Regions from separate parts of the Mus musculus genome. Here region 1 is linked to region 2. A link is a loop called in an ENCODE intact Hi-C map of the cell type or tissue named here. Cell type or tissue: heart. All regions are shown on one strand.

What was found. Peaks named below come from ENCODE experiments on the same cell type or tissue, not always from the same donor. Only the 100,000 strongest peaks of a DNase experiment are listed, where the experiment ranks them.
Region 1: it touches region 2 in a loop (2.3-fold over the local background); 6 of 42 quality-filtered maps call a loop at or near these places.

The regions. Positions count from the first base shown.
Region 1 is chr10:39,532,753-39,540,752 of GRCm38, reverse strand. Fyn (Fyn proto-oncogene) reads right to left here. Exons shown (of 14, transcript NM_001122893.1): 11 at 7,043-7,119; 12 at 6,791-6,944. Among named protein-coding and RNA genes, the nearest start is that of Gm40627, 54 kb to the left of the region's middle. In heart, a CTCF peak has its summit at 4,422; DNase peaks (open chromatin) are centred at 4,312 and 6,092; H3K27ac peaks cover 2,674 bases.
Region 2 is chr10:39,610,423-39,618,422 of GRCm38, reverse strand. It overlaps Traf3ip2 (TRAF3 interacting protein 2), which reads right to left and starts at 5,489. Exons shown (of 9, transcript NM_134000.3): 1 at 5,077-5,489. Gm16364 (predicted gene 16364) reads left to right here and starts at 4,741. Exons shown (of 6, transcript NR_152259.1): 1 at 4,741-4,939. In heart, no CTCF peak of the experiment used is centred here; DNase peaks (open chromatin) are centred at 2,242, 3,602, 4,322 and 5,022; H3K4me3 peaks cover 3,075 bases; H3K27ac peaks cover 4,519 bases.

The sequences.
Region 1 (8,000 bases), 78 kb after region 2:
CAATACTGGGAGTATTTGAACAGACACATTTTTCTTGTTCTACTTAATATATAAACCAGTAACAAAGTTACCCAGAGTTCTGAGTGTTCTCCTTTTGTCCAAATAGTCCACAGACTCAAAGATTACATCGTTTTGACATGTGTTTCCTATATGCTCGTTTGGTTGCTGCCTTGGAACAAATCAACCAACCCACCAAACCCACAGAGAAACTCCATGTTCCTGCTCTTCATGATTCAAATGGGGACAAGGCCTGGCAGGAGGCAGTGGGAAGGCCCTGTACAGCATGGCTCGTGGGTACTATCTGTGGGCGTGTATGCAGAGGACGGCTGTATGTGTCTATAGGGTCAACTTATCACTGCTTTTGTTAATGCCACTGCCAACTGCACTAAGTCCTCTGTGGTGAGTGCTTCCTGTCTGTTCTCAGACCGTGTGACAATTTTGTTTGCAGAAGAAGGCAGGTTCAAAGCAACTTATCCCAGGTGCCCGAGCAGATCTGCAGAGATTCCAGGACTCATACTAAGATAATGCCACGACTTCTCCGGCCAGGCTCAGAGTCAGCCCAGGCCTGGCCATCTTTTTGAACAGAGTGAGGAATACAGAGAAAGGAGGTAGGAGGTCTGGGAGGAGAAAGTCCTGTGAGGGAGAACAGAAGCAAAGGACACCAAACAGCTCTGCCCTTTCTAAGCCACAGCCACCAGAGAGGGGGTCCCAGATGACTATGCTGAGGCCCAGAGAGGCTGCAACCCAAGGGAAGGCAGAGCTAGGCTAGCATCTGAGCACAGGTCTATCTAGCTGGGAAGCTAGCTCCTGAACTTCCCCCAGAGACCAGCTCACAGTGTGCAGCAAACACCGACATAAGCAACAACCTTCTCTAAGGGTTCTTGCAGGATTACAGAATTCTAGCACTCCATTTCTGGGAAGCCTGTACATACTGCACAGAGAGCAGAAAAGTGTGTCTGCAGAGAGCGAGGAGAAGGGCAGTGATAAGAGCTATGTCCACTGCTGTACACAGACAGTGCCAATAAATGTTCCGTGCTCATGAGGGCTGTATTCAGTCTTTAGGCCCCCATCCCCACAGAGGAACAGCGAGACCTGTGTTAGTGATATCCAGGAGAATTGCTACCAGGATTCATGTGAGAACTTATGTACATATGTGATGTCAGACACAATAATGATATATAATAAATATAAATAAAAACCATGTGCATGCAGCTCGGGGCTGTGGATAGTTCTTTTCTTTCTTTTTTGGGGGTGGGGGTGAGGGTGGGGGTGGGAGTGGGCAGTCTCTCTATGTAGCCCTGGTTGCCCTGGAACTCAGACCAGGCTGGCCTCAAACTCAATAGATCTGCCTGCCTTTGACTTCCTAGTGCTGAGATTAAAGGTGTGTACCACCATACCCACCCAGCCATGAATGGTTCTTAACAGGAGGAAAGAATGAAGGCCTGCCCAAGACAATGGAGGGGCAGGGTTAGTTGACTCTCCCTTCGTTGAGTTCAGAACAGAGGGTCTGTGGGACATGTAGATAGAACCAGAAAAATAGACTGGTCTGGGCTATAAATAATGATATGTGTGTGCTCTTGTACACATGCACATTCATATGCACACATTCCACACACATCCACTCACCTATCTATCATCTATCAATCAGTCAATCAATCAATCATCCACCTATCTGGCTGTGTATTATGGCTTTATAAGTACCTTTCCTCTATTGATTACTAACATTTTTTTCTCTTTAAATGATTTTTAATACCATAAAACCCTCTCTATGGAAAACATGTCAATCACAAAAAATTGAAGTTTTAAAATAATTCTTCATATTTTACCACCCTCAAATTTTTATAGATTGCTTACTCAATCATATAGTATCCATGTGAGGCAGGCCCTGTTACTATCTATTTTACAGAGGATAAACATGATGCTCCAAAGAGGTAGCTGATTTGCTTGAGGCCACCCTGTGTGTCAGTGACAGAAGTGGTTTAAACCTGGGGGTTCTGATTTCCAAACCAGGCAAGTCACCTAGCTGCAGTTGCCTTTTAAATCGGTGTTCTTGGGACAGCACCTGCTGCTGACAAGCCAGTACCAGCCCTTCTGACAGGGTGAGTACCCGGGAGATAGGGGTGTGTCTCCCGCCCGGCAGCTTCATCTGTACCAGCCCAAGTAGAGTTTGCCCTACTGCTCCTCCGTACAGTGATGGGGCACATGGTACCTCTGCTCAGTGAAATATCAGTCTGCTGTGAGAAGCCAAGGCCTGTTACAGGAAGCAAGAAGCAGATCAAAGAGTACGTCACGGCTAGGCGAGGCTATTCCTGAGAGTGGTGGCTTACTAAGGAAGGGATCTGTGAAGTCACACTCATGAACTTCCTTACAGGCAGAGGGAATCTGAAGCAACAGAAAACAGCCCTCTCTGGGGCCGATTGTGGACTAGAGTGGAATGAAATGGTCTTTATAGGTCTGTCTTTCTCTGTGAGGTGCTTTCAAAACTATGTAAACACATACCCAGTTGCATACCAGATTTGTCTACTTTACTGGATGAATGTAAATTTTAAAAAAGAAAATAGAAAAAAAAAAGAGAAGAGAAGAGAAGAGAAGAGAAGAGAAGAGAAGAGAAGAGAAGAGAAATCAAGTGTCCACAAGAGCAAGTCATTGCTAAACATGGCCAGGTCTAGCTGAGCTGAGTGTGCCAGGTTCAAATCAGCATTAGCCAGCTCTCAGCTGCTTGAGGAATGAGGAAAAAGACCAAGTCTGTGGAGAGTTCTCCCACCCATTTTCATTTTCCATGAGAAGGAACGGATGGCCAGGGGCTGTGACAGAGGAGCAAACAACTGATGCTGAGGAGAGGGTGTGGCTCAAGAGCACAGCCTCACCTCGAAGCCCTGGGCCCAGCTGGGGGCTCCAGTAACTTCTGGAAGGATCGTGGGACTGGGGGTAGAGAGGTGGCTGTCAGTAGAGTTCTAGGAGAGGCGTAGGTGACAGAGTGGGAAGGATGAGGGTCAGAGGACCCTGCTGTGGCAGTGGATCAGCTGCGATGCTGCAGCAGCTTCTCTGGGCTTAGATGCACCGGCACAGACACCTCAAATACAACAAATCCCAACTCATACTCATTCTCTCTCGCTGAGATGTTAAGATGGCCCCGACGTTCTCCCTTCTCTGCTGCTGACAGTGCCACTCTAACCATAGCCTACACCTGCCTCCTGGAAAGGGCCTTTAGCTTCTTTTTTAACCCTGAATGGTAATTGGCTCTTTCCAGTACAACTGCAACCTACCCATTTGTTTATTCTCTAGCAGCCTGGTCCTCTGTATAGTAAAAACAGAACAGCAGCAAGCGACACTGTCCAGTTCCTACTCGCTGGGGCTAGGTTAGACACACAAGTGCTTTCCAGTAGCTGCAAACACGCACAGACAGGGAAGATGCATTTGCAGTTAAAAATAAGTAATCTGCCCATGGACGAATCACCCAGCTTGCCCAGGGCCCAAGTCAGTGGGTATTGCTGGGCTTTGCTGCATGAGTTTAATGTTCTTGTGTTCTTTCTCATGCTAGCCAACTGTCCTTATGTGCCCTTAGGCTTCCTCTGCGTTCCCCCCTCCCTCCTTTCTTCCTTCGACGTGGAATCTTACAGTTTTGTGCATGCCAGTCTCGAACTCCTGGGCTGATGAGATCTTCCCTCTTCAGTCCCCAGAGGAGCTGAGACCACACAGGGCCTCTGCTTTGGCCTGGGTATCTCCTTAACAACTTTTAGCCAAGTTCCTTTGATAAACAAACTATTCAAACACTTGCTATGGATTATTTAAGCGACTCCAGATGGACAGAATTTAGTGCAGAGCTTATGACTAAACAAGAACTAGTTCTTATTTTGAAGTGTCCAGGCCATTACAAGGAACCCCAAATGATTCTAGTTGCTTCTAGAATGCTGTCAAGTGAAGGGTAACCTTCATAGGCACTAGGCCTGGTCTTGAATTCTTCTTTGACACTGGGCTTCTCCTCACAAGCCAGGCAGGCAGGGGGTGAGTATGGGGCTTGTAGGAGACAAAGACACATGGAAGACCTGTAACAGAGCTCCATACTGCAGTGTCCTTGTGTCCTGTGCTGTCACACCTTGTGTGTGTGTCTGTCCGTGGTGACAGACATTTCAGAGCACCTTGAGATGGGAAACTCACAACTGTTTTGCAAACAATTTGTCATTCATGGTCCTAAAATAGCTACATTTGGCACATGTTTCAGAACACTGCCTGCACTCCCATAATCAACACGCGGCACGGCTGTGGCCTGCGGGTGACATAAAACCCGACTTGCAAATATTATTAGGCACATGGACCAGCTGTCTAGAGGAGCTTATTAATCCCCGGCAGGAACGCCGGCATGCAGCACACATGCCATCTGCAGAATACATTGGCAAACACATGCCGGACCTTTCCATCTCGTGGACAGGCCAGGGCAGGGCAGGCACAGTGAAGGAACTGTAGGAACAGCTGGGCTAGCCAAGGCTGCAAAAGGAAAAGTCTCTCTGGTCCCCTGACACATGTGAATCTGAGAGGTTGTCCCTTGAGGCTTTTTCCATAAAATAAAGGGGAAGTGGGACTTAGGACTAATTCTCTCTGGTTTTCCATTCTATTCTCTGATTCACTGTCTTGGGGGGAGACAGTGGGCACAGCTCAAGAGCACACCTGGTCAGGTGGGCTGTACTGTTTTCAAATCCGGACCTTCCACTTGTGAGCTTTGTGATTTGTATGAACAAATATGCTAACTATGGGTCTATTTCCTGCCCCTTCCAGGTCCTGACGTGCCTTGGCCTTTCCTGGTTCTCAGCTTCAGGACAGCACAGACTGCCCGTCTCTCCTGTCATACTCTAGCTCCTGTAACCCTTATTGCTTACCCTTTTCAGTGTTTGGTATGCATCTGAAGACAGTTGACAAAGATAAGAAAGAAGAAATAATATTCTAAGAGGGAAAGGTGGACTCTTCTGTCAAGGAAATGCTGAACAAAGGACTGAGGCTTGTCCTTGGAAAGGGCCTCAGACTGTGGTCTGGATGTCATGGGGGGGAGGCAGGGCAGAGAGGCAGTCATGGTGGGAAGTGGGAAGGAAGGCTGCATGGCCAGGCTGAGAGGGCCCTGGATGGGTTCCAGTGCAGAACCTGACATGAGAGGTGCCAGCCGCCTGAGGCCACAGTCTTAGGCACCCTTATGAATGATGCATGACTTATGTACCCAGTCCATCCCAACAGTACTCTGGTAGCATCTGTTAGCTCCTGGCCTGACACCTCTCATTCACAGATGGGTCAAGGGTGTTAACCATAGACTCTACAGAGTTCAAAGTCTAGTTAAAAGTAAACAGTCTTGCACTGCTCCCTCTGCCACGGAGACTTTCTCACACACAGACGGAAGCTCCTGAGTTTCTTTGGAGCCATTTCCTAAATGGAACATGCTGGTTATCAACCCTCACAGGCTCTCCCTCAGGGCAAGGCCTCTGATCATATTCACTCAGACCCTCTTGGCATGCCCTGTCACCAAGTCACGTCTGTATTCCTCTCTGCTTAGAGATACAGCCTGCTTTTGTGACCCCTGACTTTGGGTGTGTGTCTGTGTGCATACCCCCCCCCCCCGTACCCCCCAGGATCCCACAAGGGCAAGAGATGGCGTGTGCCAGGGGTGGGAGTGGGGAATTCAAATAGCTGGGCGGTTTGTCCGACATGCAACCGAGCACTTGGATAGTGTCAGTACCTAGGCAGGGCCCCAGTTTAACATTTTCTCACATCATTCACTGCACTTCCATTCTGAGGCAAGTGAAAGGCGGAAGGAATTGCCAAAAATGAGCGAAACAACTACTATTCAACATAAAACTGCAGAATGCACCATCCTGTAATCCATCCCCACTACTGCTCAGCTTGGCTGGGGTGGCCAGGCTTCGGTTAGTTTCACCAAGGAAACCTACTCCCTGCCTGAGTTCCGGCTTTAAAACCCACACAGAGGCCTCCACTGTTGCTAGTTCCTCAGTGCTATGCCTGGACACTGCCATGCAAGCAGCCAGCCAGGAAGGCAGAAAACACCTTGGGAATTCTTTCCTGACATCTGGTGCTTGACAAACAATCCCTCCTCCCCAAGTGGGTTGGCTTCTGGTCTGGTACGTGGTTTACATAAAACTAATGTCTTTGACCCTTTGCAGGGGGTGGGTGAGGCAGGAGAAGAGACGGCTTCTCCAGCACTGCAGTCCTCCAGGCCCTCCAGACCATTTCTTTTCTCCTCAGCGCTCTGCAGAGCTCAGTCTCAGGCTGGTCCCAGCTGGTCCTGGCTGGGCCTGGCAGGCAGCTGCTGACTGAGATCAGGAATCGCCTCCATGTGCAGGCTCTCTACCAGGAGGTGTCTTTGCTCTGGCGCTACCTACTCCTGTTGCATTCTGAGCCTTGGCTCCCCTGCTATTTATTATGTTCTCCGTTTTCCAACACCACGCCTGTTCCTTTGTAAAGGAACTTGTCTGACTTGGAGTGTCACCTGATTTCTGCTCAGAGGTGGCTAATGGAGAATGAGCTATAACTTGGCTTCTCAAAGCCTTCTTTCTCCAAAAGTGGAACACCGTGGGCCTAGATACTTCCCAAAAGCCAGGCAAGCCATGGGAACAGACGCCCACTTACTAGACCAGCACTGCACACGCCAACTAGATCCACTAGCTCCCACCTGAGAACTGTGCAGCTCGCGCCAGATCAGACAAACAAAGGGAAGAGGGAGGAAATGAAGGTAAGGAGAAGGCTGTGCAGGCAAAGATCAATCAGGAGCCACTGCCCTGGAAGTGCCCACCTTGTCTTGCTGTGTATTCATTGTCTTCAATCAACCGAGCCAATCCAAAGTCAGCAATCTTGCAAATTAGTCCATTCCCCACTAGAATGTTTGCTGATCGCAGATCTCTGTGGATATAATTCATGCGCTCGATGTAAGCCATTCCTGCAGCAACCTGTGGAAACCCAGGGAAGGGGGCACAGCTGTTACACCACAACACCTTGAGAGTCCGTGCTGGTACAGCCACAGCCTGAATTAAGACCCCAGGCCCACCTGTGCCGCCATGTCCACAAGGTTTGGCAACTTCAGAGCTCTTCCTTCACCATCTTTTAAGAAGTCAAGCAAACTTCCTATGAATGAAACAAAACAATTTTAGTTTACTCAGAGAGGCAAAGATTCTCAATAGTGGCTGTATTTGATTTCCTTAGTGGAAGTAAAAGGGAGATGAAAAGGATAATTGCATCAATGGAAAAAGAAAGCTTTGAACAAAAACCAAGAAATCAAGTTTATGTTTTAAGAAGCGAGTTGTAGCTTCTGAAAATAAGCAGTGAGAAAGGAGTTAGTAAAACCAGAAGAAATGAACGTCTCCTTTTATGTTGTCACCAGGAGGAACCAAACCATCCTTCATGTCCCAGTAACCGACGACGTACAGGCGACTGATGTGGAGAGCCAGCTCAGGTGAGCAGGCTGAGGCTCCGACAAGTAGCAACAGTAGTGACAGTATTTGCTGGAAGGGCGTGTCCTCAGGCTCTATCCACTACATCAGGAATCCCAGAGTCAGACACAGATGCCCGTATTTTTAGAAGCTCTCTAGGTGCCTCAGGTACAAGGGACTTTCAGAACTGCTGACTTATTTTCAGATTTTAAGCATCCAAGGAATATGGGTGGGGCAGGAGCTTCCTAATTAGATCCCAGCCAGTCACGCCTGTGCCTCGGACAGCCAGAGCTTCAGAGCCACTCGTGTGAGGCTGAGTGAGGAGGCACGGATCTGACACCGAGGCGGAGATAATCATTTGCAGGGGCTGGATGGCTGTCAGTGTTTTTTTTTTTTTTTTTTTTTTTTTAATGCTTTAATCACAAAGTTATTTACAAAATAACCCTGGATCCAAAGGGCATATAATCTGCCAGGAAAAAATTCCAATTATATTTTAAAAGAAAGTACACAGAGAAGAAAAATTACCCTGGTGTCTTCTGATGTACAATGCACACAGCCTTTTAAGGCTGTTTCTTG
Region 2 (8,000 bases):
AGCTGGAAAGGTGATCGCTTCCAGGAGACATCTCTGAGGCAAGGACGGGTGGGACTTAATGAAGGCATTGTGTCCCTGGAAGAAGACAAACAGCAGAGCCAGGGAGAGGAAGGCAGGAGTGAGCAGCCTTCCTAACTCATAAACGGCCTAACAGCTCCTAAGTAATCAAGACTAGCTGATCACCAGAGGATTGGATTTGTGTCTCATGGATCCTAGCCTGGCCTTGAAATCCTGATCCTCCTGCCTTCACCTCCTACATGCTGAGATTATAGGTATGTACCACTATGTAGGCCGGATTGAAAGAAATGTGTGTCTGCGTGTTTGTTTGGTGGGGGTACAGTACATATGTGTACGTGCTCGACTGCTTTTGGAGGCCCGAGATCCAGGTCAAGCGTCCTCAATTGCAGGTGCACTCGTGTGGAGGACTGAGTCCCACACTGTGTCTTCTTCCATTACACTCCACCTTATATACTGGGGCAAGGTGTCTCCCCACCTCAACGTTGTGGTAGTTCTCCCAGCTAATTTGCTCTTCAGATTTTCTGGCTCTGTCTCCCAAGCACTGGAGATTCCAGGAGGGCTGCCACACCCGCTTGGCTCTTGGGTGCTCTCTGTGGGTCTGAACTCCAGTCCTGAAACTTGGGCAAAAAGCACTTTACCCTACAGAGACATCTTCCTAGGCCTGAACTTTTTTTTATTTTTTTTATTTTTTAAATACTGTCTGGGTTACTGATAGAGTTGAAGAGTCCTAAAGGCATACAACAGCATATTCCAGGTGAGCATAAGAAATAAAAACATGCATTAATAATACATGCATTAATAATTGGGAGGATCCTAAACTCTAATTTGGATATTTTCTTGTCTTGTCTTTTCTTTTGGTTTTTCAAGACAGGGTTTCGTCTAGGTAGCTCTGGCTGTCCAGGAATCCACTCTGTAGACCAGGCTGGCCTGTAATTCAGACATCTGCCTGCCTCTGTCTCCCAAGTGCTGGAACAAAAGGCATGCGCCACCCTCCACCAGATCTGGATCAGATATTTTCAGTCATAGATTCTCAAGGTATTTTTTACTCTCCAGAGAATAATTTGAATTTTCTTCTTACATTTATTGATTGTTTATATGTTGCACTGAGATGCCATGGCACCCAGGAAGACAATTGGTCAGGAATCTGTCCTCCATTTACACCATGTGGATTCCTAGCATCAAGCTCAGGTTGTCAGGTTTGGTGGCAAGTAACTTTACAAGCCGAGTCATCTCGCTGGCCCCAAAGACTAATAGGGTTTTTTTTAGTATGTCTAATCACAGATCTTTAAAACTATCTGTAAATTTCTTTGTCTACTGCCCAAATGTATGCAAATTACCATCAAATTGGTTTCCCTAGTAGTAGATTAGTTTGGAGGGAACTGTCTGGCTCACCTGAGTGATTCAAACCCCAGTGAGCAAACACTTCCAAGCTTGCTGGCAGAATTTGCCTGAGAGAGAAGCTGTTCCGTTACGATGATTTACCAGAGACTTTGAGGTGGTGTGAGCCTTGGAGACAAGGGAACATTTGCTGGATCTTACGAGGAAGACTCACAACAGGCTGAGGGCAGTCATAACACTCTGACGTGCAAAGTGGACTTGGGACTTAGTGCTGAACTTGAAATGGGGAGGAAGACTTCTGGGAACAGACTGCCTACCACATTGAAAGCTGGTGATAGAAACATGGAGAGAAACAACTTCAAGCCAGTTCAGGAGCTTTTGTTGCCATGGTCTGTCTGTCCGGCCGGCCGCCCACCTTCCTGCCTGCTTGCCCGCCTGCCTGCCTGCTTCCCATAAGGTGGCCTTTCTAATGCATCTGTTTGTGATTCCTAACTCAGTTCAGGCCACAGAGTGAAGCGGAAGGGACAGGAAGGGGATGGAAGAGAGGAAAAAGCCTGGGATCGTTACCGCTATGGGAGAAAGACCTTGTAGTCTGTGTGCATGGCAGGTCAGGAAGGATCGCAGGGGAGAGGCACGCCGGTGTAGAGTGGGCCACTGGCCAGGATGTCGAGGCAGATGACTTGGGATAGGAAAAGTTCAGAGATGGGCATTAGGCCTGAGAGGAGCAGTAGAAGGCTGGGCACAGGGTTCCACCACGGCAGAGGAGCCAGGTGTCCTGCATTGCTGAGGGAGTTGCCAAGACCCCATGCAGATTGGGTCTGCCGGGTGTTCAAAGGGAACAGGCTGTACGAGGGTCTCCCATCTACCCAAATATCTTGCTTTCAGCAATGCCATGAGGGAATCGAGCCAAAGTGGCAACATGCTAAGGGCAGCCACTGGATGGAAACCCACCCTTCCTTGGCTGCTTTCTAGTCTATGGTCTGTCTCCAAGAAGGCCTGGGGGCACACCTTCAGCACACACCTGCACGCAGCACACACCTGCACGCAGCACACACCTGCATGCACACCTGTACACAGAAGAGTGGGCAGAGCACCGAGTCTGGAGTACACATGGGCTCTGGGATGCCCCCCAGAGCTGGGCAGGAGACAAGGAACACTGGAGGGGAGCGGGGAGAGGAAACCCTGTTTCATGACTGAAACTATCTGGGAGACAGAACATTGAGAAGAAATAGGAGAGGCCTGGAGGACAGCGTCTAGATTCCAGCCATCCGATGCTTCTTGTGGAAGGTCAGCTGGACTATTTTGATAAAGAGGATCAAAGTTTAAGGGTCATTTACTTGGCTACGGAAGGACCTGGAAGTTGACCACACCTCCACCTGCATCCTTTCCTAGAGCCTACAGTTCATACAGATATGCTTTTTAAAGCTAATCTAAAATTGCCTGCTGCAGAAAATGATTTGAATTCAGGATCTGAGATTTCCATTCTGCAACACGAAAGACATTGATTTAATTTAGACAAACTACGCCACCGTAATCTATCTTGCTGATGCCTGAAAATAGGGCTTTCTCCTCTTAATTTTCAGTGTATTTGAAAGTCACTAATCCCTTCATTCAGGGACGTGCAGGCTCGAACACTGTGTGTCTTCGGGCCCTCTGAGAATCACTAAGCTAAGAAACTCTCTTGTCCCACAGTATCCTGCAACGTTGTCTGACCCTCCCTCCTGCTTAAGGCGGCCCCACAAAGTGAACCTGTCAGAATGGCTGCATCATTTGCCCCCTAACGCTTGTCCTGTGTGGAATGACTGGGGAGAGCAGCACCACATTAAGAGTGGCTGTGGTGGCACTTCTACCATCAAAGTGCTGCTACCCCACTTTCAGATGATAACACTTCAGGATTTGAAATAAGAATCAGGAACTCACCACAAGCAAACGTGCCCTTATTCCAGAATACAGAGAAATGAGGCTATAGACCAGAGCCTGGATTCCCTACAGAGAATTTAGCAATACCCAAAGCTCCTGGAACTGTATTGACAGTAAGTAGTTGCTCAAAAGAAACAATAATAACGTTTCTTAAAGCAGTGGTTTGGAAAAGGTTAAGAACCCAGCGTATCTGCCAGCTGGTGATGACTCTAATCATAGTCACCAGCCTTACATGGTGCTGGGTGGTTGCTCTGTTCCCTTTCCCCTCCTCCCATTAAAGGCCCACACACGGACTGCTGGGGCCTGGAGTGCCTTCCGATCCAGCTCCTGGCCTCTGCAGCAGGATCGTCTGCCAGCTCTGGAGCCTGCCTTGACTCTCAGTAAACACATGGGACATGAGCTAAATTCAAGAAATCCCATTTCCCCCTGCGTGGTTAAAGCCAGAAATGATGGCTGGATTCTAGGCTGCTCTCCTGCAGAGCTGCAGCTGCTACCCCACCCCCACCTCACCACCACCCCACCACCCCAACACCCCAACACCCCACCACCCCACCACCCCACCACAGGCTGCCTGCCCTGACAGCTGCTTGACCTTCACCCTGGAAAGCAGATGAGGGAAACTGAGAAAAAAAAAAAAAAAACTTTTTTTCAAAGTTTACGTGCAAGATTGAGTGCCTCTACAGCATCTGATGACATGCCAGGTTCTGGGGGCTGGAAAAATAGAAGCAAAGGCCTTCCTAATGCACTAGTAGCAGGGGTAAAATATATATGTGTAGTAATCAGTAAACAAAACAAGTTTTAGAGACCACCCATTATGGTAGTACCCTTCTGGGACTACCCTGGCCTTGGTTTCTTAGAAAAGAATTTAGACATAATCATGTTAGTGTGTGAGTGCACACATATGTATACACACACACACACACACACACACACACACACACACTTTGTGGATGAAGAAATCCAGGCATCTGGGAGCCAAAGAGAATTGCCTAAGAGATGCACCCACACCAAAGTGGAGGGAGAACTTGGAAGCACGTTTTCTGCTTTTTTCAATTACTAATTTGGTTTCTTTCCACGACACCCTTAGAAAAAGTCTCTAGTCTAAGAGGCCACTGTGAACTAGGAAGTCACAGAGAAGGCAGCTTCCAAGATCCAGTGTTTCTTCTCTGGCCTCCCCAGCACCATCCAGACCCAGCAAACCACTGGCTAAAGGAAATGGAGGCCTGGGGGGGGGGGGAATGTGGGGGGGGGGCGGCGAGCACTTTCTGACCCAAGAATGTGAGGCTGGTATTTTCCCCCAGCATAAAATAGAGAAAAACTGGGAGTTGGCCTTCCCGCAGTCCCTGACGTGTCTTGGGCTGAAAGCCAAGTACTTAATCCTTTCTACCATGGCTCCCTCCTTGGAGAAACAGTTTTGATTCGTTTTTAAAGACAGGTTCTTGCTACGTCACCCAGGCTGGCCCTGAACTCACTGCGTACTTTGATTTCTTGATGGCTGACTATGAGTACTGAAAACTCCAACCCGGCAGCGTGTAGTGCTGTGTGCCTCTCCTTATAGAGTTAAACTCAGCCAGGCCTGCCCGAGAGAAACCCTAAACTGGCGCCACATTCCTGCTGGAACTCTGTCACAGTCTCAGCTCAAACTGGCCTCCAGATGGACAAGGTAAAGGTGGGGGCATGAGGGCGGAGGGCGGAGGGAAGTGAGATCAGGACCTTGTGGCAACAGAGAAGCCAGTGGACTGGAAAGCCGGCCAGTGGTTAAAGAGGTCAGAGCAGCCAGGCACCAGTGAGTTCACTTACCTAAGATCGCCACCGACAGACGGCCCAGGGGGTGGTCGCTGGCTCTGCTCACGGGGATCCACCTTGGGCCGCTCAGACCTCCCTCGCCCTCTCCAGTCCCAGGTAAGTGGTGGAGCAGGCTCTCGAGCAGGAAGTGGATGCTGTATGCAAATCTCTACGGAGAGGAAGCCTCTGCTCAGCCTCTCCCCGTGGGGCAGTGAATCAACCGCCAAGAAGTCACTTTATTTCTTAAAACAGAAACCTCTTGCGTTCACCAGAGAGAACCAGCAACCAATTAGGCTGCATCCTGCTTTTACCACCCAGATAAGAAACTGTGAGGAATGCCCCGGGCTTCTGGGTTACTGCAGCGCCTGAGAAGGTGTCTCCCGGAGACAGAACTTGCGGTCTTCACACTGCTTATTCTTGAGCAGCTTCAAACGAGCCTGGGCCTGATAATGGGAGGGAATATGAAGCAAGAACTTTTAACTGTGTTTTTTAACTCACCAAAACAGATTTGCTGCCTGTAACTATGGGGCAAAGGATTCACTGCCTACAGCCCTGTGCAGGACTGTATCACACACACACACACACACACACACACACACACACACACACACACACCTCTGACTTCTCATTTCACAATCTTTTGATTTGGGTTTTTGTTTGTTTTGCTTTTTTGTTTGTTTTTGTTTTCGAGACAGGGTTTCTCTGTGTAGCCCTGGCTGTCCTGGAACTCACTCTCTAGATCAGGCTGGCCTCGAACTCAGAAATCCCCCTGCCTCTGCCTCCTAACGCTGGGATTAAAGGCATGTGCCACCACTGCCTGGCTCTCATTTCACAATCTTAAGTTTATTTCTTTCTTTTCCCTTTGTTTATTCAGTACACTACAGAATTTATTGCACAGACAGGGATCCTGGAGGCAGAACAATGGCACCATGCTATGTGTGGGTAATATAAATCCAGGTTATTTCTAAAGCACTGGAGGGTGATGGGAGCCAGTCCGGGTGTGAACTCTCAGGCCACCAGCCAGCACTGATCGCAGCCACTGAACTTCCCCCCTCTACCATAGAAAGTGTCTCAGACTGAGCCAGTCCAGTCTCTCCACTCTTGCATAGGGAACATTGCCCAAAATGTCCTCAATCAGATTGCCCCAGGTCTGCCTAAGTATTACACTTAAAGTTGTACCACACATTATAAACAAAGGGAATGTGGCTTGTTTTTAAAACTTTATAATAAAGTGGTACACATTGTGGTGTGTTCTTACAATGAAGTACTACTTAGCTGTTAAAACAATGAAAATTTGTATTCATTTGTATTATTTGTACAAACATGGGAAGGTGGCTTTGAGAAATTATTTAATAAAACATTATTCTTGACAATATATATATATATATGTAGTGACAGAGAGAGAGAGGTGTCCCCAGCATGTAGGACACTGCTTATGACATTGTAGGCAGTCACTGTATACCTGTTGGATCATCACGTCAGAAATGGCTGTAGCTGAGCCTGGTAACACAGGCCTGATAGTCCCATATTTATTAGCTCAGCCTTGAACTTTCTGCCTCGAACATTATTATTAGATCTTAGGGGTTGGGGGAAAACAACACTCCTTGTGGAGTGGCTGAAACGAGGGTAATTGGGGAGGGGCAGCTGTCAGCATTGAAAGGAGAACAGGAAAGGAAGGCATGGAAGGGGTGGTAGAGGAGAGAAGATGAACTCATTTCTCATAGCTGTCCTTAAATGGGCTGAGATGAGCCTCAGAGTAGTTTCTGGAAACCTCTGCCTTTGGAACCCTTTCCATGAGGAGTCAGGACAGCCAGTCTCCACCCAATGAGAGCTGTGGCCTGGGGGAAAGGCAGCAAGCCTAAGGCTTGTCTGAGGTTGCTGGGCACCCCTCCTCTCTGAATCCATCCTGAGTTTGGGGAATGGGATAACAGCTCCTTGCTGAGAGCATCTGCTGGGCCCCTCCTGGAAAGCAGCCCAAGGATGTAAACTGTTTATAGAGAGTCTCCTGCGCCGAGAAACTTCTGTCTGCGCATGCCTGGCAAGCTTAGACTGAAAGGAATGACAGAGGCCATGCCTGAGGACTGGGACATCAACATCTCAGGTTCCCAGATGCTATCCACTGCTGTCTGGATGCTCGTGTGTAACCTCCAGGGAGCAGCTCTTTCCTGAGGACCTTTGCACACCTTTAACAACCTTTAACCTTTAACCTTTAACTTTCAAGCAGACCCGAGAGGTGCAGAAGCTGCCATTTGCGCTGTGCCTTCGAAGAACACAACACTCAAGAGACACCTGGTAGCTTCTAGAAGGGCACATAGCTAATTTGTGGAGCAGCCAGAGCTGTCTCGCTTGTAGTGTCTTTCCTCCCTCGGCTGCTTGGCTCTGGACTGTTTCCTACAAGTTTGAGTGCAGCTGAGGTACTTCCCTTTCTTTATACAATTCTTGACAACACTCAAGAGGGGAAGGAAGGAAGCAGTAAACAGGCATGGCCATGGCTGCCAGTCACTTGGGTCTGTGTTTACTGTGTTTACACATGGATCGCTGCTGTCAAAGTCAAAAGGAGCAGGTCGTGGTGTCAAGACATGGGCTAACCATCTCACGCTGAGTTAAAAAGTCCAGAAGTCATTCTGTAGACCAGGCTGGCCTTGAACTCAGAGATCCGCCTGCCTCTGCCTCTTAAGTGCTGGGAGTTCCAGGACAGCCAGGGCTACAGAGAAACCCTGTCTTGGAAAAAAAAAAAAAAACCAAAACCAAAACAAACAAACAAACAAAAAAATCCAGATGTAAAGGATTTATGTTTGCCAAGTTCTAGGGCTTGTTTTGGTTGCCTTTCTGTTGCTGTGAGAAGATACCATCACCAAGGCAACTCAGAAAAGAAAGTGTTTAGTTAGGCATTACTGTTTCAGAAAGTTAGACTATGTGGTGGTTTGAATGATCGGCCA